Linked DNA regions of Homo sapiens: region 2 is linked to region 1. Evidence: chromatin loops called from intact Hi-C (ENCODE). Cell type or tissue: ovary. All regions are shown on one strand.

Evidence for each region. A loop is a pair of places that touch in the nucleus more often than their neighbours do. Peaks named below come from ENCODE experiments on the same cell type or tissue, not always from the same donor. Only the 100,000 strongest peaks of a DNase experiment are listed, where the experiment ranks them.
Region 2: it touches region 1 in a loop (4-fold over the local background); 2 of 110 quality-filtered maps call a loop at or near these places.

The regions. Positions count from the first base shown.
Region 1 is chr6:166,007,164-166,009,663 of GRCh38, forward strand. No RefSeq gene overlaps it. Among named protein-coding and RNA genes, the nearest start is that of LINC00473, 20 kb to the left of the region's middle. RefSeq lists an enhancer at 1,534-2,236. In ovary, a CTCF peak has its summit at 1,461 (motif pointing left); DNase peaks (open chromatin) are centred at 458, 1,508 and 2,058; H3K4me3 peaks cover 1,197 bases; H3K27ac peaks cover 892 bases.
Region 2 is chr6:166,056,696-166,059,195 of GRCh38, forward strand. No RefSeq gene overlaps it. Among named protein-coding and RNA genes, the nearest start is that of LINC00473, 70 kb to the left of the region's middle. In ovary, a CTCF peak has its summit at 1,304; DNase peaks (open chromatin) are centred at 126 and 1,576; H3K27ac peaks cover 2,339 bases.

The DNA.
Region 1 (2,500 bases):
TGAAGCCAGGTCTCCAGAGCTTCCCTGATGAAATTGTCCTGCCTGTGATGGGGGAGTGTTCTCGGAACCTTTGGGACAGCCTCTGCTGGCTCAGATCAAAACTTCACAGAGCTCAAGGCATGGTCTTCAATTAAAAGCTTGGACCACATGTCAGGTGGGCAGAGGGCTACCGCTTTAGGGTAAAGTGGCTACAAGGAGAGTGGCCTGATATTTTGTATATATTCATGATCATTTTAATTTCCTCTTCCCAGCCTGTGTTCTGCATTTCCCCAGATGTCTTCAAAGGACATATATGACGCCCAGGAGCAGAGTTGTTGGGTCTGTTCTTTCTAATTCCAGACCTTTCTGGTCTTGAGTCGTGGTTTTCTTAGGGTCCAGTGAAAACAGCAGCGCTTGGAGCTGCAGACCCAGGCTGGGAGCTGCCGCGGGGGCGCACGTGTCTGCCTGTAGCCACAGCCTAGGATCATTGCCCTGCACAGTTGGACGGCTTCCACGCCTCGTCTAGTTCTCACTGCATTCTTATAGCAGGACAAGTTCTCTGGATTTGTGTGAACTTTTTAAATAAGAGTTAATAAGTCAATGATTGCCAGATGAGAGAGGCAGCTCATGTGTTTTTAAGAAGCATCAAACCCACCCCCCACCCCCCATATTCTTCCACCCCAGCAAAGAAGGAGCCAGGAAGGCACTGCAAGGGGGAAGCGGGGGCGGGGGGGGGGAGGGCAGGGAGGATCCCTGAGAAAAAAAGATGAATATTTGCATCTTCACTTGTGTGCCTCATTTGGGGTGACCCATGGGTGCAAAGGATGATGTATTTTATACTGAACATGGTACTGGCAATTTTGGGTGCGCAATGAAAAAGAAATGGGCATGAGCATATCTAGCTTTAAGACACGATTTCAAATATAACTTCCGTCATTCACGTCTAGACCCATATTCTGATATGAGTAATAACTATGCTAAGCAAAAGTAGATTAGGTGCAATAAATATAAGACCTGTATTCCTATGCTGACTGATGGACTTCAGTGGAATATTTCATTTTAGCAACCGATATATTGCATAAATGAGTTAACATTGGTCCCATTGCAAAACGATTTTTTATACAAAATTAGAGAGGCTGGCATAAGGAATGCTGCTAGAAAATTATTAGCTCACTTTTTACATCCAAGGGGGTGAAATGATACACTGTGGAAATTTGTACAAATAGAGAAGTGGATGGATGTCGATGTCAGTGGGGAGAAACGGGAGGCCAGGTCCCGTTTTGAGGAGAGGAGATGCGCCCAAGCGGGGGCGGAGGAGCGGGTCGCGCCGCTGACATTCGCCAAGGACAGGATGGGGTGGGCGCCCGCCGGTGGCCGACTCCGCCCCGCCTCTCAGGGGTGCGAGTCATCAGCGCAGCGGCGGATCCTGGCCCAGGGAGCCACCGGCCCACCCTCGCGCCCAGGAGCCGGACTCGGAGACGTCCACCTGGTGGAGAGACGCGAGGGAGCCATGCAGACAGGGGCTGCTCCGTGGAGAGCCCGGGAAGCCTGCGGGGCGCCGGAGGGGTGGGTCCCGGGACAGACCAGTGACCATCCGCCTCCTGCGTAGCGCTGCCCCCAGGAGAGGAAAACCCATCGGAGGTTGTGCTGTGTGCGTTCTCCAAGAGGGAAGCTCAGTATGAGCACTCCCTTCGTCCCCTTAAGGAGGACCGCACAGTGTGTGTGTATGTGTGTGTGTGTGAGTGCGCGCGCGCGCTCATGTGTGCATGTGCCTGTGTGTGCATGTGTGTATGTGCGTGTGTGCATGTGTGTGTGCATATATGCGTATATGCGTGCGTGTGTGTGGCGCGCACATACGTAAGCACACCCCCGGTACATAGAAACTCACAGAAACATACAGTAATCCTGTATAAAGATTATGAGTCTAGAAAACATGTACTGCCCGTCATTTTTCTCGGCTGTCTCTGTGCCTTCTAGATATTTCCGTGTCCTCCGCGCGCTTCATTTTTATCAGGCTCCTGGGTGTGTGCAGGGAGGGAACGCAGGCACGGAACGCAGGCGCGGAAGATGTAATTTGTGCATTAGGAAGCCTCCGCTCGAGCGCCACTGACGTCTGCACCTCCGTGCTTGGCTCTGCTGCAATACATCAGACTGATGGCATGATCACTGCATCTTTGCTGTAATATCTGTGCACTGCTGGTTAGGAAAATCCTCAGCCATACCGTGACTCCAGCTAGCTAGCTAGTCAATGTATTTTAATTTTATTAATTGAAAGGAAGGACTAAGGAGGGAAAAGAATGCAAAGGAAACATGAAAAGATTTTACAAATTTTTAAATGCTTATTTTTCCAGATGGAAGGTTGAGACAGTAGGATTAGAGACTTCATGGCTGCAGATGTTGAAGCTTTTGCTAAATGAACAGCCAAAGTCAGTTCTGTGAAATTGCGTCATATTTCTTTTCCAGAAGACATAAATCTTTTGATGGTTCTACTTCTCTTTGTATATTATTACTGTTTAAAATT
Region 2 (2,500 bases), 50 kb after region 1:
TGCTAGCACTGAAAACAGTCTGTGATTCTAAGAGTCAATTCACTCCCCATGACCATATCCAAATATTTTAACACCAATTCCACAGCCTGCACAGTTGGCCGGCCCAGCTGGTCTGCAGAATCTGGGGGAGGCTCATGGCAGGCTGACGTCAATTGGCAGAGCCCAGTCTGGAAGGAGCTCCCAGTCAGCCTACTCCCACACGCTCCTCTCTCTTCCATCCAGTGTTATCAACTCACTTTTCCTTCTCAGTATTCATCTTCTGCAGTTTTCTCCATAAAGAAATCTGTGGCCTTTACAGAGTCTTTGGTCATGTTATTCTCAATCTATAACCATACCAGCAGAAAATATAGGAATTAAGCGTGAATTATTCTAATTGATACTTTTAGTTATATTTTTATTTCTCAATATATTAATGTTAATTTCTGTAAATGTCTGAATGGACTCTGTTATGGTTTTACATTTCTTTATCCAAAAGGAAGATGAAGATGTTTGCACAGAAGAGCTGCCCAAGCAGTACAAAGCAATTGATTACAGACATGGTGACAATTGATTTACCAGTTCTCTTTACTTGCATGCCAAGGTCTGTGAATTAATCTTTTGTTTTGCAGTTTGTGTGTGAAGACAAATCATTACCTTAGTTAGGCTCATTAAACAGGACACCTCTTTGCCGCTACAGTGTGCAAGTAAATCAAATAGAAAAATTCCATAACAAAACTAGTGGTATTTTTGTATACAATTGGGTGGAAAAAACAAAACGAGTACAATTCATGATATAAATAGAAAATGTTTTCTGAAAATAAAAAATCTCATTTATGCTAGCATTTACTGTAATCTGAAATTTCTCCTGTTTTGTTGGCCATCTAATGTAATGATAGGATATGAGAGCCATTCTACGTCTCCAAAAATAGAAGCAGAAAAAGGAAGAGGGAAAAACCACATTGCTGACCAGGCCAAGTTCTGATTCCTTATGTTCTCAGCCTTTCTGTGCTGCTAAAGTATGGAATATTCCACCTGTAGGAATTATTTTGCCCATATTCTAAATGACAATTTGACACCTTTCAATTTCTCCTTCCACTTCCTCATATTCCCTCATGCTCACTCTATTCTTGGAATTTGACAGATATTTACTAATTTTTAACTTGGATATACAATTAATATCTTCCCTAACTTCTCCTGTTGTCTTCTCTCCTGTAAATACAGCAGGTGATTAGGAGCTCACCCTGAACCTCGCCTCCCCTCTGTGCTTATTCAGGCCCGTTTTGTTCTCAGCCTGCAAGGACAGTCGCATCAAACCTTCATTTCTTTGAAGTCTCTGACTTAAATCAGCCTCTCTCTCGTTCCTCCCTTCTGCATTCCTTTAAAAAAAATACTGACCTCAATTCTCTCACATTTATTCACTCCCAAGTTATATCTGGTTGAAAAAGGAACTGGAGCACATACAATTCTTGGAGCATTAATTTGAATGGTATTTATTAGGCTCACAGCGTGCAGAGTAGTCAGCCAGGCCCCTCTGTTATCTCAAACCTGATGAATGCACCTTCTGTTTCTAATTCCGCCCCCCCCCCGCTCACTCTTGAGCTCTAGAAATTCTGACTCACTGAAACGTTTTTCACAGAAACAACTCCACAGCTTCCAGCAGCTCCTCTTCATCCAAATCCTCTCTGCACATCACCACGTGGCTCTGTCAGAAAATGTGTCTGTCAGTGAAAGTTTATACACAGCCACATTTTCCCATTAATTTTCATTTTCTTTTTTTTCTTTCTTTCTTCCTTTCTTTTTTTTTTTTTTCTTTTTGAGAGCAGTTGCTCTATCGGCCAGGCTGGAGTGCAGTGACATGATCTCGCCTCACTGTAGCCGCCACCTCCTGGGCTCAAGTGATTCTCTTTTCAGCCTCTCAAGTAACTGGGATTACAGGCACCTGCCACCACACCCGGTAAATTTTTGTGTTTTTAGTAGAGACGAGGTTTCACCATGTTGGGAAGGCTGGTCTCAAATTCCTTACCTCAAATGATCCACCTGCCTCAGCCTCCCAGAGTGCTGGGATTGCAGGCGTGAGCCACCGTGCCTGGGCTAATTTCCATTTTCATTTCAAACATGCACTCCTATGGAAAGAAAAATTACATGAAGGTATAGTAAAAATCACTCTAAATTTAGTAACAATCATAAAATTTACCTCTTAGTACATTTGATATTTTAAAATTTACAATTCTTGTCTATGAATGGAAACCATGTCTATATAGGGTGGATGTTTGTATGACTGGGTGTATCCATGAGGTCAGAATACTAATTGATGGAACAATACTGCGTGGAAGGTGGTCTCTAGTGGAATGCCACGGAGTTTCCAATATAGTCTTAGAAATGAGTGTTGAAAGATAATGGTATGCTGGTCACATTCATTCAAGACAGAAAATTCTGGTAGACAGTAAAAATGTAGGTTGAACTAAAAACAAACAAACAACAACAAAAACCCAAGCTTCAGCAGTCTGAAATGATGGTCTAA